Regions from separate parts of the Mus musculus genome. Here regions 2 and 3 are each linked to region 1. Evidence: chromatin loops called from intact Hi-C (ENCODE). Cell type or tissue: gastrocnemius. All regions are shown on one strand.

Region 1 (8,000 bases):
GAAGAAAGGAGCAACATTGATGAGGTGCAACCTTCTGGAAAGTGTTTCCTGAGAATCAGCACACAAGGCCAAGGTTGTACCTTGTGTTGGTAGCAGAACTTGGTAGTCTAAGAGTCACCTACGTAGTACTGGTTATAAAGGCTTGAGAGGTCATGGAGAGCAGCTGAGGCTTGGCACTGTGTGGCAGGACTGGAGTCCCTGAAGAGAGCCTAGGAAAGGTTATTGGTGGATGCTCATCCCAGTGGCAGCAGAAGACCCCAGCATCTTGGAGATGCCAGTAGCATGCAATGATCACTAAGAACAGCAGCAGCAGTGGAGTAGAGCCAGCAGGAGCCTCAAAGATAAACTGTGTGTGCTGCAGAGGACAGAGCTGGAGAAGTGACCCAAGTCCCCAAGTGCCCAGAAGATCGTGAGTGAATTCCAGTTAGCAATAGGACCCCTAAGACACCATGTAATATATTTTAAAAGCCACCTTGTAGTAACCCAGGGTGAGATCTGTTCAGCTAGAATATGCTCCTGATTCTTTAATTCTTTGTTTCTCTTGACTCAGATTTAAAGCAGAAAAGGTCCGAGTCTTCTAAAGAGTCACCAGAAAAACCAAGAGGGAATTTCCCTCTTCATTTACCCAAGATGAGCTCAATTCTGCAAGGCTTGGTCACCGTGCGTGGTCATGTGATCAAGAGTTACATTTAGGACTCTTCTCACGTGATAAAAAGCTTGTAGCTAAATGTGGTGACTTGCCTGAACTCCTAGAATTTTGGAGGCATCTGTAGGCAGATCACTGTGAGTTCAAGGACAGCCTTATTTACACAGCTCTAGGTCAGGGCTACAGAGCAAGACCCTGTCTCAAAACAAAACAAAACTCAAAACCAATTCAAACAAAAGTTTCAAGATCATGTACAAGAAGAGAACATTATCCTATTGGGATACCCCATCTCCTGAGTAGTGTGTAAACAGGTTCGAAGACACCATGGGAAATAACTACAGCAAATGCACGCACAGGCAATTTACCTATTTACCAAATGGGGTTGGTTGTTTAATAAATGTAGGTGAGATCACCAAGATGACTTCTAAAATGCCTCTTTTCTTTCTTTCTTTCTTTTTTTTTCCCCTGGCATTAAGAAGAATGAGGGCTGGAGAGTTGGCTCAACAGTGAAGAGCCCTTGTTGCTCTTGCAGAAGACTGAGGTTCAATTCCCAGCATCCACATGGCAGCTCACAACCATCTGTCACTCAAGTTCCAGGGGTGTGACACACTCTTCTGATTTCTGAGGGCACAAGGCATGTACATGGTACACACACATGCATGCAGGCGAAAGACTCATACAAGTTAAAGAAATCTTAAAAGTTAAAAAAAGAGAGAGAAAATATTTACAGTTCAGCAAACCTTAAGGAGCCAACATTTAAGTGGTTTTTCTTCCCAATCCAGAAGACTTATTTATTCATCCATTAGTCCCATGAATTATGTGGCTAGTGATAGGGAGATGAATAACATACTTCCTAGCCTCAAAGAATTCTGTCTAATAACAGACACAGACTGAGATCATTTTAATGTGGTTTAAGAAAACAGAAAAGTGCATTATACTTTATGAGACTATTTGTATAAACTGACAACATGACTGCTTCATAGTTTGGTTAAGGGGAGGGTTTTGTTGTAGATATGAGAGAGTGGCCAGAGGCATCTGGAAGAGTCCAGAGCACAGACTGAACATGCCGGAGAGGGAAGAATAATAGCAGAGGATAAAATATAGAGGAAACAGCCAGAATAGCAGGGTCATAAGGAGGAGTAGCTTGGGAGAGAAACACCCGAGGGCTGGAGTTTACAGTAGAGGAGAGGTAAGAAGGGCAGGACACTAGCGTGGACTGAAATGTGCCACAGGATCTTGGGATACCAGCATGTGCTTTGATATACAGTTAGGCAACGTAGGTAGCTATATCTCCTTTTTGCCAGAAGTGAGGGAAATGACATTTTTGGTAGAGGGCCCCTGGCTTCACAAGTTCCTGAAGAATGCTGTTTTTTTTTTTTTTTTTTTTTTTTTTTAATCTAACTTCCAGAAATCCTCCTATAGTCCAGGCTGAGCTCATTTCTGGATATTTGAACTGCCTTTTGCAGTTTGGGAAGTTTCCTTTGGACCTGACACATTTTGTTGTTGTTCTCTTTCCTCCTCCTCTTCCTCCTGTCTTTCTTTCTTTCTTTCTTTCTTTCTTTCTTTTTTTAACTGTTTTAAGATGAGTACATTGTTGTTGTCTTCAGGCACACCAGAAGAGGGAATCAGATCCCATTACTGATGGTTGTGAGCCACCATGTGGCTGCTGGGAATTGAACTCAGGACCTTTGGGAAAGCAGTCAGTGCTCTTAACCACTAGGCCATCTACCCAGCCCTCCTTCTGTCTTTCAAGACAGAGTTTCTTTGTGTGGACTTGGCTGTCCTGGAACTAGCTCTGTAGACCAGGCTGACCTCCAGAAATCTGCTTGCCTCTGCCTCCTTCCCCTCCCTCTCTCTAGGAGGAGAGCTTGGCACTACTAAGAAAGGGCATTTGACCTAGTTAAAGGTGAATAGGAAAGGGGGGGGGGAATGTCAGAGAGTCTGACTGGAAGAGGCTACATTTAAATGGATTTATTTTAATTTTTTGCATGTGTTTGATGTATGTATGTTAGGCAGAGTCTTCTATAGATAGCCCAGGCTAGCCTCAAACTCAGCTGTCCTTGAACTCTAGAACCTCTTAAATGAATACAAGCGCTGTTGAGATTATAGGAATGTGTCACCACGGCCAGAAGAACATATCTTCCTCTTCCTCCTCCTCCTCTTTTTCCTCCTCCTCCTCCTCCTCCTTCTCCTCCTTCTTCTTCTTCTTCTTTTGGTTTTTCAAGACAGGGTTTCTCTGTGTAGCCCCGGCTACCCTGGAACTCACTCTGTAGACCAGGCTGGCCTTGAACTCAGAAATCCGCCTGCCTCTGCCTCTCAAGTGCTGGGATTAAAGGTGTATGCCACCACTGCCCAGCAGAACATACCTTCTTAATCATTGATTTTACCACTTTTATCTGAAAAGACCTTGGCTACTTTTTGCGGCATTCACAACATCCAATTTCTGTGGCGAGCTATTCTTAACTGCTCGCAGTAGCCAAGGGCTCTAGTCCATGGGAAGGTAACCTAATTCACCCAGATGGAACCAGTCCAGTTGTGTCCTTCTGGGCTCAGTGAACTCTCACCTTGGGCAGGCAGTGGCAAGTATGCATCACTCTCCCTTAATTTTGGTGCCTCCGGGGCTCACCCACAGGGTCACTGGAGCAACAAAAGGGGTATTCTCTCGAGAGGGCCAGCTCACCATGTGGTTGAGCATAAGTGAACATATGAGGCCATCCCAAAGTTCCGGCCTTGGCTCTACGGCTTGGGACAGTGAGAGGTGCAGACAGGCCAGGCCTTGGCCACTTGGGCACCGCGGCTTGGCACATCCAGCCCACAGCCACAGCAAACTAAGTGCAGCTCTAGCTCTGTACAGGGACCTTCTCAAGGATCCTAGCGGGCGGGGCGGGGCGAAAGCAAGACAAGAAGGAGGCGTGGCTAACACAGCACGACCCGCCCCAAAGACGCTCCGCCCCCTCAAGTGACGTCACCGGCCAGCCAGCGGGCGCCATTTTGAAAGTGGAGTCGCCTGTCCCTGCCGCCGCGGCCGCCGTCGCTGTCCTAGCCGCCGCTGCCGCCGCCACTACTACCGCCGCCGCCGCCGCTACTGCCGCCGCTGCCGTCTCCACCGCGAGAGAAGGAGCACGAGACGGGACGCCCCTGAGTGAACGCCACCATCCTGCCGACCGCTCCACCCGGGCCGCTTCCTTTCCGCCCCGGTCCCGGTCCCCTCCCCCCTCAGGTGCCATCCGCCTCCATCCGCGCCCTCGATCCCCCCATCCCCAGGTGTGGGGGCTGAGCCCCGGTCGCGGAGACCCCGACGAGCCCGGCAGGGTCACCATTTGCAGCGCGACATGGCAGGTAAAGAAGAAACGGCCCTTGGGCGGCTGACAGGGTGCCGTGCCGCTTCCTCTGCGCGCTCTCCGTCACCCCCTAGCGACCGTGGTGGCGGGGCCTCGGCCTGGGGCGCTGGCCGAGTGTGGGGCGGGCGGGCGGGCCTGGCACTGAGCTGGGACTGTGGGGCCTGGAGGCCGGGCCCGGGGCCTGGCACTACAGGAACACGGCACGGGTGCGTTGGGGGTGGGAGACGGCGTGGGTGGGGCGGGTGCAGGCGTGCAGATGGGTCCCCTCTGCACCCTGCTCCCTCCGCTCTTCCTTACATATTCATTCCTCTTCCCGGTCTACTGAGAACCTTTCTGTAGAAATGTATTCTGGACCGATAAGAAGGAAGACAGCTTTGCAAGTTAAAATACAATGGAGGCATACCCCCACCCCCCCAACTCACGGTCACCCCCCCCCCAACCCCCAGCACCACACAAACATTAATGGGGTAGGTCAGGTTTTGAGGGTGTAAGCCTGAATTTCGTTTTCGATTTTGCTCCCTTCCCGTGTCTTATTTTTTTGCCACTCACGAATGCTAAGCCTTTAATAGAAGTTGCAAGGATTGGGGTGGGGGCTGGGTGGGAGAGAAAGGTAATTTAAACTTTGCATTTTGCACGGTAGCGTTTGGGCAGATGTCCTTTTCCCAGAAGGGTTTCTTGGAGTTAAAATAGTTGTGGAGTTCGCCGATATAAATAGCCAAAGGGAGAGGGATTTTATAAAACCTTGCTGAGGGGGGACGGGGGGGGTGCGGGGGGAGAAAGCCTGATTGAGAATAATTTAGCAAGGAATGGGTAAAGGAAAAGCGAGGTTTAATGTCGTTTGAGAGTCGGTTATCTTTGTACAATTTAGTCTTGAAGCCCTTCCTCTCATAGAGTAATTCTGGATTGAGATTGAGTTTCTTTTCCAGAAATCCCGGGGTGCCCCCATCCCCCCATTTCCTCTTCAGTGCTGAGCAGTGAGTGTCGGAGATTAAACCAATTTTCCTTTCTTTTCAATATTTGCATAGATAATAGAACCTTTAAAGAAGTTATGCTGGACTGGTTTACAGTTTGCTATATAAACAGGCTGCCCTTTGACCTTGCTGAACAATGAAATGATAATTGGAACTGTATTGTAGGAGATGAGCAACGAATAAGGTTGCTTTTTTCTGGGTCCTTTGGATGCAGTAGGTGAATGTGGCAGGAGCAGCCTCCTTTGACCATCTCTTCCCAGGCGTGCATTTCCGCCCCTTTTCCTCTGTCTGCAACCAGTGATTTGCTCCTAACGAATGCAAAGAAATGGGTGTTGTGTTTGCTTAGTCCACATGAATCATCCTCTCAGGCAGTAATGTTCCCGAAGTTTTCTCTTCGTTCTATATTTCATGGTAGTTTAGCCTTATAACTCTTTTGTAGGCCTTTTGTACATTTAAAGGAAAACTAACTTTGGTGCTTTGGTTGGTTTTGTTTTTGTTTTTGTTTTTTCCTGGTAGGTTTTAACTTGAAAGGTTCTGACTGTCTTTAAGGAGAGGGAAAAGTGGAAGTGAGGTTTTAAATATCTGTATGATGATAATTACTGGTAGGCTGTATGTCTTTGGATATTTCGTACCTGCAGACTTGTTTTTAATACACTACCAACTATTGGAGGCCAATTTGGTTCCAAATCTGTGGGCTCAGTGGTAGTTACATAGGGAGTTATGATGCCAGCCTCGGGAACCATCTCTGTGTTTATAAGCGTAAACAGAACAGAGCTCAGTTTTAATTGCTATGTTTTCTTCTTCCAGGAGCTGGAGGAGGGAATGATATTCAGTGGTGTTTTTCTCAGGTGAAAGGAGCAGTAGATGATGACGTAGCAGAAGGTAAGACATTTTAACAGTGACGACTATCGACTTAAAAGTCCTGGGTGCTGAAGGAACTCAGTGTTTTGTGTTTGCTTTCTGAGAGGTGGGATGATAGCTTTAAAAAAAATCACCTTTCTGAAAAGTCTGTATATCTTCTTATGTCTTGCTTATCTTTTTTTTTTTCATTGAGTTAATGAAGTAGATGTCCAGCAGTCAGTGCTCTAAGGTTTGTGTGACTAAGGTGTCTTTGTTACATACATTCTACATATAAATGACTGGTCTTCATGTTTATGTGTTATTTTTCGATAAAACAGAGAAACAGAGGCCAGCAGCTCTTAGCTCAGAACCGCTCCCAGCAGCACCTCTTACTCTGTGGGGGGCTCTGGTTCTTTTGAACTCCACTGCTTTGGGATGTGGCACTGGTCGACATGGCTGCTGGTCCACATGATTCACTTTACTGTGCTGCAGGGATTTGTGCGTGTGGTTAAGACAGATAAGATAGAACAAATTACTGTGGGGACTTTTTTTGAGATAGAAACTTGCTAATTTATTTCAGAACGTATCTAAAGTTTTGAAATGTCAAGGTCTTGCGTGCAGTCTGAGGTGATCTTTTGTGATAGAGACAAATAATCTCAAAAGGGATTCTTTGCTCAGAAATATTTAATATAGTTTGTGGACTCTGTGTGTGTATGTGTGTGTATTTGAGAGGGAGAGGATGTGTGTGTGTCTGTCTGTCTGTCTGTGTCTGTCTGCCTGTCTGTCCCTAGCTGGCTTTGAATTTGCTATGTAGACTAGGTTGTTCTTGAATTCGGAGATCCATCCGCCTGCCTCTGCCTCCCCAATAAAGTTAGTGGGATTTTTCTAAATAGAAGTCAAAGAAGAGTATGTATTTCTGGTTGTCTGAAAATGTGTACCCCTTTCTTTAGGTGTGGAACCTTTCCTTGTGGTTCTCCTCTGCTGCCATAGAGTGCTGTGCTGAGGATTTCTTTTCAGGTGGTGGTAGGCCAAAGACTGTTGACTAGGAGATGCTTGTGTGGTGACATTTGTCTCCAGTGTGTGCGTGGTGTGGTGAGTCCTGTAGAAAGTCATTGGCACACTTGTGCTTCCAGCCTCTGTTACCTTTGTTTTCTGGTGGTCCTTATTCCTTTCTCACATGAGAGACTGGAAACTTGGAAAGAATTAAAGGGTTTAGAGTGACTCAGTGATGGTCAATCGGTGCTGCTTTTCTGTGGAAATAAATCCTGTGTTGGAGGGAGGAGTCTCGAATTCCTGATTTTGTAACTCCATTACCTGTTGAGTAGTAGGCACTCAGGTATTGGATCCTCGGTTCTGTGCGGTTGTGTAATACTTGGCATGTTATGAAAGTGCTCTCTACTTGGAAAACATTTCTTGGTTGCACTGTTTATTCCCTTATCAAACAAAGGTCTCCTGAATGTTGAGAACGGGTGTGTGGTGTCTAGAACATAAGCTGTCTACCCTTAAGAAACTCTGTTTACTTCTTGTTAATCATGGGGAGAAAGAAGACTTCACTCAATCAGAAGAAATAGATTTTCTAAACTGAATATCAATTACTTAACCAAAACAAGTGATAGTTTGTGCTACTTCACACATATACAGAATATATGTGATGGATCAGTTTTAATTCTTCCTTGTATGTCAGTTCTTACTAGCTTCACTTTGCTCCCTATTGATTAAATAACTTCCTAGGGTATATGTAGTGACAGTGTGCTCCTACTTGGAGTGCGCGCTTCAGAAAGAACATAACTTGTTAGTGCTGTGTCTTCACAAGTACATGCGCAGCATTGTTTTCAAGTTACACTGCTTTGATTTGCAGTCTCAGAAACTACTTGGTATACTTCTGTCTGCTATGTTTATTAAGGGGAAGTTTTGCTTTTCTAATGCAGAATATGATTATTGTACATGGCCCATAGGTAGGGATTACAATCTTTAAATGGTTGCTAGCTCCACCCTTAGACTGCCTGCTTTTTGTTAATGATGCATTCTGATTTTTTTTATTTTTGCTATTAGTAGCTTATGATGTCTGATCGTGCCCTTGTAGCCAGCAGCAGCCAGGACATGCTGATTTATTTGTGTAATGCGTTTATCTTCTATACCTGCCTTGGAACCTTGTTTTGGAGATGGTTTCTCTGTAGTTCTGGCTGTCCTGGGACCAGGCTG
Region 2 (8,000 bases), 65 kb after region 1:
CAAGCCACACTATCAAAAAGGTTCGGGTGGGGCCAGAGCCATGGCTCAGGATCTCCTGTGGCACCTACATGGTGTATCATAGCCATCTGTGATCCCAGTTCCAGAGGAATCCAGTCAATCTTCTTGCCTTGGGGGGTGCAAGTCATGGAGATTGTACACATGCATCCACCCATGCACACACATACACGCAAATAAAAGGTTCATACAGAGTCTGAAAGAAACAGAACAATGTGACCCAGTTTGTTTGCCTGCTCCCAGTGTTTCTAGTCTGGATATAAGATTCTTACAGAGTATGCTCCAAAGAGTACATTCTCAATATGAGGCGTGTTTCTTTTCATTCCTAGTTGGATCTTTTGAAAAATCTGTCTTTTTGCTTTAATTTTCTATTTACGTATTTGAGAGGAGGCATGCCTGTGGAGGTCAGAGAATAAGATGAGTGGTCTATTTTGCCTACTTTGCACTATATGTTAAGTCAGTCTCAGGTACATGAAGTACTTAGACATAAAATGAGAAGACCCAGAGGAATGTTTTTATACCTGCATTATGCCTTTATAAATATAACACTGTATGTGGGAGGCCTAAGAGATGATTTTTATCACTATTTATGTGTGTATGGCACTGTGTACATGTGGAGGTCCAAGGACAGTTTGTGGGGTAGGTTCTCTCCTTGTACTATGTGAGCCCCAGAGATTGAACTCAGTATATAACTCTGGGCTGCAGCCCAGCCTTTAACCGGAGTCATCTCACCAGAGAATTGGGGTTTTATAAATGCATGTGGATGTTTGCCTGCACGTATGTCTGTGTACCATGCGGGTTTCTCATGCCCTCAGATGCCGGAAGACAGCATTGAGTGCCCTGTGAACGAGCTGTCATGTGGGTGTTTTGAACCAAACCTGAGTCCTTTGCAAGAGCAGCCAGTGTGCTTAACCCCCCAAGCTATCCCTCCAGATCATGTTTTTGGATGTCAATTCAAAGTGACAAAGACTTATTGTGTGTGCCTGTATTTATGATTTAGAGGGGGAGGGCATATGCCACGGTGCATTGGTGGAGGTCAGAAGGCAACTTTGTTAGCTTTCTTCCCATCTACCGGGAGCTCCGGGCAATGAACTCAGTCTGCAGGTTTACTCAGCAAGCGCCTTTACCGGCAGAACCATCTCACTGGCTGGTCCTAGATTTAGTATTTCCGTGTTTGGGTATCTCAGACCATATTTTTAAAAAAGACAATTACATGAAAATTCAACAACTGCAATTAAAGCAAAGTTAAAAGGCAAGTACAATATTGAGAAAAACATTATACAAAAATCGGGTCAAGGAAACTTGACAAAGATACGACGTAGGAGTATTTAGGAACATTAACAGAGTCAGCAACCAGCGTACAGGAGGTAGGGCATTTACAGAGATAGATAACAACCAGGGTTTGGGTAAATCTGTATTTTCTTTTCCCTTTTAATTTGTTTTTGAAGGCAATGGGTCGCTCGATAGCGTAGGCTGCAGGGAACTCGAAATCCTCCTGCCTCAGTCTTAGAAAGAGCTGAAATAACAAGTGTGCGCCACGCCCAGCCATTGATTTTTTTTTTAAACCGTGATTACATGTTACCTTTGCAATTAAAATGTTATAAATTCCAACAAGGTGATTAGCTCCAAGGTACCTCCCACGGTATTCTGTGGGAGGCACAAATGGATGTTTCACTAAGGGGAGGAACTGGGGTTTTCTGCTTCTTTAAAGCCACGGGTGAGTTCTTAAGTGGATACTGCAGGCGTGGGAGGGGTTCCATTCAGGCCCCGCGCGCTTCCGGGCTGCACACTCCTCCCTAATCTCAATCCAATGCCAACTTCCTAGCTCAGCCCTTCCGGCTATTGCGACTGACTCGCAGGAATTCTTTCCTGGCGCCCGTATCAGCTCGACTTCCGCACCCGCACGTCCCGAGCAGCTCGCGAATGCCCCGCCCAGCCCGGCCTGGTCACGCCCCCTATCCTGGGCTCCGACCCCGCCGTCCAGCTGCCTGTGTTGTCATCACATGGTCCGGGAGGGCCCTGACGTCACGAAGGGAGGGACTGCGCAGACGCAGAAAAGGGGGCGGGGGAACTCGACTTGTTGTGTTGCTGCTCGAGAGCCGGATACTGTCGTCCTGCGGCCGTGCCGCTTCCAGTCTCCAGACCATGTCTCACTTAGTCGAGCCGCCGCCGCCCTTGCACAACAACAACAACAACTGCGAGGAAGGGGAGCAGCCCCTGCCGCCGCCCGCTGGCCTCAACAGTGAGCACGGGGCCGCCGGGCTCAGCGGAGGGATGGGGGAGGAGGAGCCGCTCGGCCGCCGCCGTGCGGGCGGGGGGGGGGGGTTGGTGGTGGTGGTGGGGGAGTGGGCGGGAGCAGACGACAGCTCATTGGTTGGGACCGAGATTGTGCGTATGACTGACAGCGGCGCGCTCCGGTTAGGAGCAGGCGCTCGGCGCTGGCTCGCGGCCTGCGCCTTGGGCGCCGAGGTTTAGGGTCGCGGTGGGCGTCGGGAGCCGGAGGCGCACGCAACTCGGGGTGGCAAGCGGAGGCTGGCCAGCGGAGGGGGAGCATGGGACGTGCGGCGGGGACACCGGGGGATGGACGCGACCGGTCGGGCGTGGCGGGTGGACGTGCGGCCGCGCAGGTGTGCTTGCGGAGCTCGCCTCCTACCACACGCCGGTCCAGGGGGTCATCGGAGTTTCGTGCAGGGTGCTTGCTCCGCCCCTGACATTTATCTTTTTTTTTTTTTTTAGTCTGAAAATTCCCAAGTTTCTCAAGTGAGTTTTTTGTTGCTGTTAACCTTGAATTCATATTTTACTGCTTTTTCTTTTCTTTTTCTTTCTTTTTTTTTTTTTTTGAGAGAGCTTCTCATGTAGCCCAGGCTGGCCTCACTCGTTGTGTTGCTGAGTGACCTGATCCCTCCTACTTTCCACTTTCCCAAGTTCTTGGGTGACAGGCGGCAGCCACCATACTAGTAACTTTTCAAGTGCTGTTTCTTATGTTAAATGGATTGGGTGCCCAGCACATGCCCTAGGATCACGTCCATTTCAGCCAAATCTGCAGTGAACTTCAGGAAATACAGTAAACAACACAACAGACGCAGGCCACAGGTACTAGCAATTGAAAGTTGATGGTCAGGATCCAGTTGCAGTCAAACAGACATCTTGTCCCCAGAGTGTCCGCTGTTGTTGTGAGATCGCCGGACCTTCTTGCCCAACCTTTCTGTTTGGATTTCATGTCTTAATGAAAGAGGTAGTGGGTGGTGGTAGTTGTCACAGGGCCAGATGAAGTTCTTTAAAAGCCATTTGTATGCTTAAAGGTCAGGCAGTGTCTTTCATAAGAGGGATGGCTTCCAGGGTGGCCAGAACGGTTTAGGGAAGAGCTGTTACTGAGTCTAGAGGATAGTGGCAGGAGCGTTTGGGTATTTTAGCCAGGTGTGGTGCCACTTGCCTGTCATTCAAGCACTAGGGAAGTGTAGTAAGCGTGGTCCCCAGAATAAAACTTTGTGTCAGAAAACAACAAAACCAAAAAATAAGGAACAAAGAATTCAGGAATTTTAAGACTCTGTCCCTGCCCCATATTTTGATAAGCAATATTTGATAACTTCTCTAAAATGCCGGCTTTTACAAAGATCTAGTCAAGTGTGTCCTTAAATTTTACTCATAATCACATAATTCAGAATTTAAAATTTTTACCCATCTTTAGCATACATTTTTGGAAATGAAAAGACTAAAGAAATACATGCTTCATGTTATTTCCAGAAGCTGTGGCTCTTTTTTGAGGCCCATGGGTGCTTTCGGGAGCCTTCCCTTGTTTTTGGCATGCTTATATATGAGTATCTTCCGCCTGGGCCTTTATGAGTTAGTTGTGCTCAGCGTCTTCTTACTGCTTAGATGTCTGGAAAATTCAAAGGGATTTTCATTTTTCTTGGATTCTTTATTAACAACAGAACTGAAAAGGGTTGAGCTATGTTTGTTTATTCCTAAGTCTCACAGACCTGGGAGGTGTTTGTCATGGACCAGCCAGCTTCTTCCTTAGTTTTCTCAATGGCTCTTGGAGACCCTCCAGCCTATAGATGATACCAGATGTTACTTTGGGAAATCTGCTAGATAAAAAGTATTGTACTTGGGCTAATTAAGCTGTACTTTTAAAAGTTACTGAAAGCTCGATGGTGCCAGGTTTAATTATTGTCCTTGCCTCTTACTTTGCTTGCTTTGTTGTTGTTGTTGTTGTTTTGTTTTGTTTTGTTTTTTTTTTCGAGACAAGGTTTCTCTGTGTAGCCCTGGCGGTCCTGGAACTCACTCTGTAGACCAAGCTGACCTCAGCACTTGGGAGGCAGAGGCAGAGGCAGAGAGATCTGCCTGCCTCTGCCTCCCAAGTGCTAGGATTAAAGGGGTGTGCCACCACTGCCTGGCCTTTGTTTGCTTTTTAAAGTTTAGTACACAACCCTGGATTGAACAAAACAAACTTTATTGATTCTTCCAAGTGATTTTTTTTTTTTTTTTTTTTGGATGAGCAAAACAACTTACTCAGACATCTAAAACCATCCTAATTGCTGATAACTCTAAGCACTTTGCTGGCCGCAGTTCCACAACTGTGGAAAACAGCAGCTGAAACACATACAGATTATCTCTGGCTTGGGATTTTTATCTTTAGTTCAAGGATCATGGCAGAGGGTTTGTCTGTCCGTTTTAATGTGTATGGGTGTGCCTGCATATATGTATGTGCACCATGTGCATACCTGGTGCCTATGAGGCCAGAAGAGGACATCAAATCTCCTGGAACAGAAGTACAGATGGTTGTGCGCCTCCAAGTCATGCTGGGAATCCAACCCAGGTCCTCTGGAAGAGCAGATACTGCTCTTAATTGTTGAGCCATTTCTCTAGCCCCACAGCAGAGTGTTAATAGCAAATTATTAAAATTTCTTAAGGACTATTTTAGGGGTGTGTGTGTGTGTGTGTGTGTGTGTACACGTACCTATGTTGTGGTATGTCCACTTGAGTGCAGGTACCCATAGCATCCAGAAGATGACGTTAGATCCTTGGAATCTGGAATACAAACAGATATGGGTCCTGGAAATTGAACTCTGTCTGTTCCTTTGGTTTTGTTTTTTTGTTTTGTTTTTCAAGACAGGGTTTCTCTGTGTAGCCCTGGCTGTCCTGGAACTCACTTTGTAGACCAGGCTGTCCTCCAACTCAGAAATTCGCCTGCCTCTGCCTCCCGAGTGCTGGGATTAAAGGCGTGCGCCACCACGCCCTGCAACTCTGTTCCTCTGTAAGAGCAGTGCATGCTCTTAACAGCTGAGCCATCTCTCCAGCCCAAATTATTGATATATTTCAGACAGTGAAACCTTTCTCTGATTCTGTTACCACTATAGGAACTGTTGGAAGACAAATACCCAAAAGGATGTTTCCAGTAGTTACTTTTATAATTAACAAAACTATCAAGTTTCTCAAGGTAAGACACATAGGAGACTGCAGGAATGGCATAAGGAAGATCAGAGTGGTATCATAACTCTGGTGTAATTGGAATTACAGCCTTTTCTTGCTATCTGCCCTGGGGAAAGGTTCAGGCTAGGGCACATATGATGCCTTTGTCAGTCACTAATGTGTAGTGTCCACTCTTCTGGCACAGAAGAGTGCCAGGGACTGTTTTGAGCTTATCTGAGATCCCAGCATCTAGGACCTGAAACAGACAGGCAGAGAGGCTCTCAGGACCCCTGAGTGCAAGTGATTTGTGAGGCCTTAAAAAGTTGGGAGAAAATGAGAATGTTTCCTGTGATGTGTAAGAGGATTTAATTGTTGGTGAGAAGCTTAGGGGCTGCAAGCTTCAGTAGTGTGATGATGAGTTACTGGCCAGAACCTGTAATGCCTTTCCCTAGCCATTCCAGAAGACTTCAATTAGAAAATGAGCCTCCATGTCTTTGTACAAACTAGCACAAAAGAACAGCTTTCAACATGTAAACAGTCCTTTAACAATAACTGCTTCAGCTCGCTCTTTAAAGCTTTCTTGTTAGGAAGAGAACTGCCTCGGAGGTGGTTTCCTCTGTATTTTTTGGATTACATGAAATCTTTGCCTTGTTTCCTTTCCAAGTATAAGGGGAGTTTGTGAGGATTGGCAGAGGTGGCACATTGGAACCTGAGACTGTAAATGAGTTCAGATCATGGCTAAGGTAACCTAGATCACTTAATGAGTGAGGTCCAGGGTGGCCTAGGCTTGAAGTGAAAGACAATAACAAAAGAAAAGTTTCCCCACCCCCACCTGTTTTCCTTTTTTATGTCATATTCAGAAGTTAAAGTTAGTGTTTTAAAATGTTTCTATTTCTGTTATCAACACCAGATTAATTTTGTTTTCATACAGGGTCTCATTGTGCAGCCCAGGATAACCTTGATTGAACTTGTAGCAACCCCCCTGCCTCAGACACCCACTGGCCAAAGTTACAGGTGTGAGGGACCACACCTGTCTAATAGGTTTCTTTCTAAGGAATGTATACCTAGCATTCCCTTGGCACTGCACACTTCCACAGAGAACACAGCTGGAGTCAGGAAGATGGCTCCATCCTTAAGTCATTGCAAGTATGAGGATTTGAGTTCCCCAGAACCTATGCCAAGCCAGGCACAATGGTCCACCCTTGGAATCCTGGCATTGGGAAGCAGAGATAGGTAGATCCCTGGGACTCCTTGGCTAGCCACCCTCAACTAATTATCAGCTTCTTGGTCAAGGAGAGATCTTGTCTCAGAAAATGAGGGTGGCTCTTGAGAAACTACCTGAGAATGACCTCTGGTCTCCATAATGCACATGTAGTCACACAGAGGCACATGTACACATACTTAGACTATCTCTAAAAGACAGTTGCTGAGTTAAGGATAATCTAGCTTTTTAAGGCTCTTTCAGAATGTTCACTGATTCTGTCAGTGAACTGAGAATATAGTCTACTGGGTAATTGTCTTTGGATAATAGTTAAAAGTATGCTGTGTCTTTATAAGAAGTGAGATTTTAGGTAGCTGGAAAGAAGACTCAATAGTTAAGAGCATTGACTGCTCTTAAAGAGGACTCCAGTTTGATTCCTAGCACCAGGTAGTGGCTCGCTCCTAACTGTTAACTCCAGTTAAAGGGGTGCTGACACCCTCTTCTGGCCTTCATAGGCACCAGCCATGCATATGGCACACAGACACCATGCAGGCCAAACACCCGTACACATGAAATTGTAAAAGAAATTTTTAAAATGAGATTCAAGGTAATCAAAAGAATGCACATACTAACACTGAAAAGCATTTTAAGCCGGGCGCACACCTTTAATCCCAGCACTCAGGAGGCAGAGGCAGGCGGATTTCTGAGTTGGAGGCCAGCCTGGTCTACAAAGTGAGTTCCAGGACAGCCAGGGCTACACAGAGAAACCCTGTCTCAAAAAACCAAAAAAAAAAAAGAAGGAAAAGCATTTTAGAGTTATAGGTAAAAACCAGTACTTAACACAGTGGTTCTCAGCCTTCCTAGTGCTTTGGGCCTTTAGTACAGTTCCGCGTGTTGTGGAGCATGAGGACGCCCAGCCATCAGATTATTTTGTTGCTACTTCATAGCTGTAATTTTGCTACTGTCATGAATCTGATCTGCAGGATATCTGATGTGTGACTCCTAAAGGGGTCATGACATGAGAACCAGTGACTTAGAGGAACTTAATATAGTATAATTCCATTTGTTTATTTTTAAAAATAATTTTTGAAGTTACTCTAGTCTACAGAGTGAGTTCCAGAATAGTCAGGAGTACACAGAAAAACCCTAACTAAGCAAACTAATATAAAAAGTATTTTATGTACATTGCTGTTCTGTCTGCATGTTTGTCTGTGTGAAGGTGTCAGGTCTCCTGGAACTGGGATTACAGACAGCTTCGAGCTGCCATGTGGGTGCTGGGAATTGAACCCAGGTCCTTTGGAAGAGTGGCCCATGCTCTTAACTTCTGAGCCATTTCTTCAGTCCCAAAAAAATATTTCATAAGTTAAAAAAA
Region 3 (8,000 bases), 63 kb before region 1:
AGACTGAAAATACTTGGGGGAAAAAAAAACAGTCTCTTAGCGACTATGTACAGACTTTGTCTTGTCATTCCCTGAATAATACACATAATGACTCTAGGCAAGGCGTTTACATTGTATCAGAACATGTAGGTCATTGAGATAGCTCAAGTACAAAAGAGACCAGGTACCCACCGCATGATCTCTTCTATCCTGAAAGCTACTACCTAGAAAATACATCTTCCCATTACCTGTGTTATAAATGAGATTAGCTGGGGCTGGAGACACTCCTCGGTGGTTAAGAGCACTAGCTGTTCTTCTAGGGGCCCTGGGTTTAATTCCCAGAGCTCACGTGGAAGCCTACAACTATCTATAACTCCAGTTCCAGGGAATCCAATACCTTCTTCTGGCTTTCAAGGGCACTTTACTGCCCAGACATATATGCAGGCAAAACATCCATACATAAAAAAACAAATACGAAATTACATTAGTTGGGCATGGTGGCACAGGCCTATAACTCTAGTACTTAGGAGGTTGAGGCAGAATTGCTGCAAGTTTGAGGCCAGCCTGGGCCAAATAGTAAACTCAAGGCCAGTCTGGGGTATGTGGTGAAACCTTGTCTCTAAAAACCGAAATAAACAAATGAAGCTGGAGGTGGTAGGACACCTTGTAACCCAGCATCTGAGAGGTGGGGATGGAAGGTTCAGGAACTCAAAGGCATTCTTGACAACATAATGAGTCTGAGGTCATCCTGGGTCACCCAAGACACCGTCTCAAAACCAGTAATATACATGGCAAGGCTGAGACACAGAGCGGCGAAGACCACCAAGCAAGTAGTATGTGTAGCTAAAACTCAAATGTAAGATGTTGGTATCTGGATGCTGGTCCCAGTCTCAGCCATTGTGAGATTGTCTACTGGCTCACACACTGTCACAGACACATACTGTAGCACGTGGTGTTTTCCATGTACAACTTGGCATTTTCCAGTCATTCAAATGGGAGAACTGCCGTAAGGAAAAGTGACTAAATCATCACATATCTTAAGTGTGAGAAACTTTTTGTTTAAAAAGATAGTTAACCTGAAAAGAACTCGTGTTTCCTGAACCTGTCTCTTCCTCTTAGTGCCCGATTGGCCAGTAGCATCAAACTGTGAAGATGAGCTCTCACCAGTGAGATAAAATGTAGTCACTAAGCCGGGTGTGGTAGTGCACATCTTTAATCCCAGCACTCAGGAGGCAGAGGCAGGCAGATTTCTGAGTTCGAGGCCAGCCTGGTCTACAAAGTGAGTTCCAGGACAGCCAGCGCTATACAGAGAAACCCTGTCTCAAAAAACCAAAAAAATAAAAAAAATAAGATGTAGTCATTACTAAGATCTGGGATAAAAGATGGAAGCCATCTTGGTTACATGTGCTTGCAGAGTGTTCTAAGACCCAATTAGTTCTAGCAAGCACACATAGATGTGTTTCTTTGTGTGACACTGAGATTATTCTTGGTTTATAACATAAGGTATCACAAGAATGACCTGTATGGTCAGAAAAAGTGGCGGCTAGGTTCTCATCCTGGTACAGTGAACCTGCAGCATTGTCAAGGAACGGATACCAAGACCCTTGAAGACACCAACATTCTGAGGTGTCAAGTTTCTCTATAAAATATCATAATGCTTGTGCTGACCTACACACAAGTTTCCTATCGTCTTAGAAATCTCTGGATTAGAACATATCTAAAACGATATAAATTCAAATGTTGATTGCCCAATAATGTAAAAAAAAAAAAAAAAAAAAAGGGATGGTAAGCCAGATGTATCAGCACACACTTTTATAACCCCTGCACTTCGGAGATGGTGGCAGGATCATGAGTTCAAGACCAGCCTGGGCTACATTATGAGACCCCCATCATAGAGGTAGGGGAGGAAAGGAAGAGAGGAGGAAAGAAAGGAAGGAGTGAAGGAAGAAGAGAGGAGGAAGTCTATTCCTAATTAGTTTGGTAGGTTTTTTTGAGATTGGGTTTCACTATGTTGCCCTGGCCGGTCTGGTATTTGATATGTAGTCCAAGCTGGCCTTGAACTCATAGAGATCGGCCTTCTTCTGCCTCCTCAGTTGTGATTTGAACAGTAATGACCCCCCCCCCCGACACCTGACTCATGTGTTTAAATGCTTGGCCCATAGGGAGTGGCACTATTAGGTGTGGCCTTGTTGGGAGAATTGTGTAACAGTAGAGGCTAGCTTTGAGTCCTTATAAGCTCAAGTCTGGCCAGTGTATCTCACCGCCTTCGGATCAAGATGTTGAACTCTCTCCAGCCTCGGATCTGCTTACAGGTCACCCTGCTTCCCACTCTAAGGATGATGGACTAAACCTCTGAACTGTAAGCCTGTCCCAATTCAATGCTTTCCTTTATAAGAGTTGTCGTGGTCCTGGTGTCTCTTCAAAGCAATGGACACTTGAACTAAATCACAAGTCCTAGGATTAAAGGCATGCACCAGGATGCTTCAATGAAGGACAGAGTGGATGGCTCTGAAACGGTGCCTGGGGCATAGAAGATGCTCAACAAAACCTTGCTGCTGTTACTTGAACTCCGCCTGACATGGAATCAGACCCTGATGGTTCTGATGGTTCCATAAACCGTGGCGCCTCCCCTAAGCTTTGCCTCACGGGTGCAGTCCCCCACACTGGATGAAATGAGCCACTCTCGCCACTGTGCTTTGGACAGTGTCCTGTCACGGAATCTGTGAAAAGAAATCGCATGGTACATTGGTTTCCACCAGCCAGACCTCAGGTTCCTCTTGTCGGGGAGGAATTCTGCCTTGTCTGTACACAGTGACTGGTACAATGTCAGCCAATCATTTCCAATAACTTCTGAAAAGGACAGGAACGGTGGTGCATGCCTGTGACCACAGCTCTTCACAAATATAGGCAGGGGGGTGGGAGTTTGAGGACAAGCCTGCACTACAGATAGTTTGCTTGAGGTAGGGAGGGAGAGGGGGGAGTGAGGAAGGAAGGGAGGGAAGGAGGCGGGGAGAAAAGGACACAGGGAGGGATGGAGGCAGGCAGGGATGGAGGCATGCAGGAAGGGAGGGATTGAGGGGGACTAAGGGGGGGGGGGGGACAAAAGAACTTCCCTGTCCTGCCTTTCAGGGAACTTTTATTTTGAAGCAGCAGCAGCACAGTGGTGATCTTAGCTAGGGCTCCAGCAGCTGCGCATGAAGGGACTCTTAGGGTGCTAGCTCCAAGCCTTGGAGCCCATCCAAGACTCTTCCCAGCTGCACACTTAGAACCTGGTGTTGGGTCTGGGTTGAGAATTGCCCTGTGGGGGGTTGGGGAAAGGCGGGGCAGGGGTACACTTAGACTAGGAAACTTTCCTGACACCGCCTATTAAACCTTTTCCTGCAGCCCTAGGGCAATAAGGTTCTTATGGGTTAGGTTAGTAAACTGAACCGTGCATGTGGTCTGCTGGATGGCAGACTGTGAGCCTAGAGGATCTGAAAGCCCCAAGGATGATCTGTCCTGGGGGTGGCAGCAGCGGGTGGGAACCAGCCCTTGGACCTGCTGCACAGCCCAGCCTGGCCCAGGCCTCAATCTGGCCACACCTTCAGCACCCCCAGAAAGGCCGCTGGAAGCAGCCTTAGAGACTGTCTGGTTACCACCTATTGTTCCTAATCTCCTAAACACCACTGAAGATAAAATGCCAGAAGGCCAGACAATGGAACCGACTTTTTTGCTTAATATTTTTAATGAGAGAGTAAACACGTGACCTTGCAGCTCCGTGCCAGTTACATTTCTATTTACTTGGAGCCTGGGTACAATTAGGACATTTATCTCACTTAGTCCCTGGTCACTCCTGCCCCCAAATGTCCCCCGCCCTCTTCCCAAACGAGATGAAAAAACGTTTTCATTATGAACCCGTATCGGTTGCTGAAAGCAGCTATTTTTAAAAAGTGATGTCATAGAGACTAAATTGCTACATTGTTCTGCTTTCAGAAAACGCTCAATGGACCCTTTGGTAGTCGCTGACTGCTATTTGTTAGATGCACACAAGCAACCAGCCCCTCCCGCTCGCATCCCAGATCCCATGCTCACTTCAGAACTGTTGTTGGACCTCTGGGGAAATGTCTATGTGTCTATTTTGCACAGCCTTTCAATGATGTCCTTTTTACATGTTGTGTGTGCATATGACTACTGTAGTCACCCTGGAAAAGGATTCAAGGCTGTCTTTTCAACTCCAACTCAGGAAAAAAAAGGTTCCCGTCACATAAGTACTTACTACATGCATAGAGCCTCAACTTCCGATAGTCAAGTTTATGGCTTTTCAACCTTACGTTGGTGCAATAAGCACATCCCCTCAGCAGAAGTCAGGAAACAGCACAGGCAAGATGGCTTAGCAGGAGAAGACACTTGCCATGCAAGCCTTACCACCTGAATCCATGCTGGAAGAAGAGACCAACTCCTCAAGGTTGTTCTCCATTCACCAGACATGCTCTGTGCGTGCTGGAACTTGTGCATGCCCTCAAGTGTGTGTGTATGTGCTCGCGCCAATTTTATAAAACCACAAAGTGAGGAATACATCTCTAAATATTTTTCCTTCTTCATTTTTTTATTGTTTTATTTTACATGAATGGGATTTTGTCCAAATGTATGTCTATGTACCGTGTCTATGCCTGGTGCCTGCAGAGGCCAAAAGAGGGCTTTGGATTCCCTGGAACTATAGCTACAGACAGTTGTGAGCCACTAAGTACGTGCTTGGAACAGAAGCCCAGTTCTCAGAACCTGGGTCTTCTGCAAGATGGGCCAAGGGGTAAGGCGTTTGTTGACAGGCCTGACAATCTGAAACCAATCCCTGGGACCCACATGGTAGAAAGAGGGAACTGACTCCCAAAGCCTCCACACGTGTAAATTGTGGCATGCACACATAACACATATTCACACAAAATGAATGAATATAAGAGAGAAAAGAAGAAAGAAAGAAAAAAAATCAAGCCAGATGTGGAGTTTCTCTTCTTTAATTTCAGCACACAGGCAGGCAGATTCCTGAGTTTGAGACCAATTGGTCTACAGAGTGAGTTCCAGGATGGCTGTGGCTATACAAAGAAACCCTGTCTTGAATAACAAAAGAATGAAAGGAAGGAAGGAAGGAAGGGAGGGAGGAAAGGAGGGAGGAAGAGAGAGAGAGAAAGAAAGGGGGAGAGAGAAAGAAGGAAAGGGAGAGAAAGAGGAAGGAAAGTAGAAAGAAAGAGAAGGAAGGAAGAAAAAGAAAGAAAGAAAGAAAGAAAGAAAGAAAGGAAGGAAGAAAGAAAGGGAAGAAAGAGAAGGAAGGAAAGAAAGAAGGAGAGAGAGAGAGAGAGAAGCCCAAATGGAAGCAAACACTGGGTGCTCTTGCTCTCTCCTTCCGCCATGGATTCAGATATTGAGGCTTATGTGACAAGCGTCTTTCCCTGCTGAGCCACCTCAGAGATCCTCTGCAGCTCTCATCTCTTTCCTGTGGCTTCAGCCTCAGATACTGCCTTCCTTCCACCTTAAAGAAAAAGTCTGTGCTCTACCCACACCCTCCTCAGGTTAGCTTGCTTTAAAGGCCTGAAGAGTAACAGAGAAGCCTGTGTTCACCCTCCCATCCCCTGTTCCTCTCATGTCTGGGACCCACTCAGTGCTCCACTCAAAGGGCTCCTGCTGACGCCATAATGCTGAAACCAGGTCCTTCTCCCTTTAAGGCCTGTGCAACCTGGACCCACAAGGCTGCAGACCCCCAAGAGGCTGCCTTGTCTAGATCTAACCCTCTTTTATTTTGCAGCCCCACTGTCTCAGGCTCCTTCTCCATTCGGTGAGTTTTCAGGATCCTCAGAGTTTCCACCAGGGCCCTCTTTTCCTCTTCCTTTGCACAGCTCATTCACTCCAAGGCTTTAAATAGCACAGGGAAGCTGAACAATTACAAGCCTACATTCCCAGCCCACATGTATTTCCCAAGCTTCCGTCTTAAAACCCCCACTAACCCCAGAGATCTATAGCCTTGGAAATCCTACGGGCGCTGGACGCTCAGCATGGAAAGAACAGAATAGCAGTGTTTGGTTCCCTTGACCAGACGTGATGGCACACATCTGAAATCCCAGCACCTGGGTGAGGGACGCAGGAAGGCCAAGAGTTCTCATCATCTTTGGCTTCACAGTGTTCTAGGTCATCGTGGGCTTTTTGAGACTCTGTCTGACTGAGTCTCAGACTCCAAAAGGAAAATAATAACAGGAGCTGAATACAAGGCTCTGATGAAAGAGTAGCTGCCTAGCAACACAGTCCTGGAGCCCCATCCTTCGGAGGTGGACATGGGAAGATTAGAAGTTTCAGGTCTGCCGGGAATGCAAAGCAAGCTCCTACCGCAAAAGAGAAGGGGGAGGGGCACCAAGATGGTTCTGTAGCCCTCTTTCTGCCAAGTGACATTTAGTAAGGCAGTGCTGTGGTATGTTTTTTTTTTTTCATTTTATAAACTTTATTAGTTTAGGGAAAAAAAAAACAAGAGGGGAGGGAACACAGCAACAACAACAAAACAAACAAAAACACACACACACAAAAAAAAAAAAAAAAAAAAAAAACCCCACGGCATGTCAAAATTAGCCAGACCCAAAGTCTATCCATCTCAGTGACATAAAACTAGCCAGCACACAAGCGTATGCTCAGCATTAACAATGAATGCTTTAAGAGCTGACGTCTGCATAAAGCAGAAAGTGTGTGTGTGTGTGTGTGTGTGTGTGTGTGTGTGTGTGTGTGTTATGTGGAAGCCAGAAGAGGATTTCAAATTCCCTGGAACAAGAGTTACAGGTGGCTGTTGAGATGCCTGCTATGGGTGCTGGGAACCAAATTCAGACCCTCTGCAAGAGCAGTAAGCACTACAACCACTGAACCTTCTTCTCTCCATCCCCAATTTTCCACTTCCCAATTGCTTTTATTTACTATTCTAGAACCAAATAGCAGTATAGACTCAAAGTTCAGAATGCACCAGTCTACCAAATGGGCAGGCTACATTTATAGCCAAAGAAGAGAAACAAAACATGACACACAAGACACAGAAAGGTGTGCAGAAGTGCAGTGTCAGTTGTCTATCTTATAGGCTTCCATCTGGGTGGTGGCACACACCTTTAATCCCAGCACTCAGGAGGCAGAGGCAGGCAGATCTCTGAGTCTGAGGCCAGCCTACTCTGCAAAGTGAGTCAAGGACAGCCAGGGCTACTCAGAGAAACCCCGTCTTAAAAAAAAATAAAAACAAAACAAAAACAGAGTTTAACAGTTGGCTATTTGTAAATGGCTGAGACTCAGTTTATTTCCCATAGTAGGTTGCAGTCCCCACAGACATCAAGTGTGGTTGCAATACATTCTGTATGGAGAAATCATGAAGCCAACATACAGATGGATGGCTGCAGCTTTAGGCCAGTCTCCATTCAACTAATAGTATCAGCTCCGATTCTCTCCTCTCTTAAGCTCTTAGTTTGTTCTCTTCCCTATCCCAAGCTCTCAAGATGTCTGAGCTTCTCAGCCATTAGAGTTGTGAGCCAGACGCCTGCTAGAGAAGCAAGTAGACTGACTGCAGATCTTTATCTTGCCCTCTGCCCCACCAAAAGCAATCATCCAGCCAGCCTCATCCCCATCTCTGCAGCAGAGCACCAGCTGCAGCTCCCTTCACCTCCTGCCCCCAGCTCTAGTGGGTCACATAGATCTTCCCCTCCTAACCCACCCCCAACTCCAGCAGGCACTCCCCGAGGAAACGCAAGCCACTCTGACTAGGGAAGCAAATTGGCTAACTGCAGATCTACTCATCTCCCTCCACTCCTTCAGATCCAATCCCCAGTCTCACAACCAGTTCTGTAGCAGACCTTCTGCTGTGGGTTCTCCTCATGCTCTACCCTCATTCCCAGCAGACCCTGGTGAAACACCTTGATTTCCCCCTTCCGGTGTATCCCCCTCAAGCCCCTTTTAGCCTATCCCCATTCCTAATTGCCAGCTCCCAATACCCAGAAACCCGTTTTACCTGGAACCCCCAGTAGCCACATCTA

What was found. Hi-C counts contacts between places; a loop is a spot of excess contacts. Peaks named below come from ENCODE experiments on the same cell type or tissue, not always from the same donor. Only the 100,000 strongest peaks of a DNase experiment are listed, where the experiment ranks them.
Region 2: it touches region 1 in a loop (2.6-fold over the local background); 5 of 42 quality-filtered maps call a loop at or near these places.
Region 3: it touches region 1 in a loop (2.1-fold over the local background); 9 of 42 quality-filtered maps call a loop at or near these places.

The regions. Positions count from the first base shown.
Region 1 is chr14:67,068,075-67,076,074 of GRCm38, reverse strand. Ppp2r2a (protein phosphatase 2, regulatory subunit B, alpha) reads left to right here and starts at 3,604. Exons shown (of 10, transcript NM_028032.3): 1 at 3,604-3,985; 2 at 5,766-5,840. The coding sequence starts at 3,979. In gastrocnemius, a CTCF peak has its summit at 4,043; DNase peaks (open chromatin) are centred at 3,604, 3,992 and 4,924; H3K4me3 peaks cover 5,096 bases; H3K27ac peaks cover 5,009 bases.
Region 2 is chr14:67,002,945-67,010,944 of GRCm38, reverse strand. It overlaps Bnip3l (BCL2/adenovirus E1B interacting protein 3-like), which reads left to right and starts at 2,068. Exons shown (of 6, transcript NM_009761.3): 1 at 2,068-2,257. The coding sequence starts at 2,161. In gastrocnemius, no CTCF peak of the experiment used is centred here; DNase peaks (open chromatin) are centred at 2,017, 2,416, 2,934, 3,242 and 1 more place; H3K4me3 peaks cover 2,249 bases; H3K27ac peaks cover 5,343 bases.
Region 3 is chr14:67,131,279-67,139,278 of GRCm38, reverse strand. No RefSeq gene overlaps it. Among named protein-coding and RNA genes, the nearest start is that of Gm30438, 24 kb to the left of the region's middle. In gastrocnemius, a CTCF peak has its summit at 3,479; DNase peaks (open chromatin) are centred at 2,973, 3,227 and 3,501; H3K4me3 peaks cover 893 bases; H3K27ac peaks cover 2,086 bases.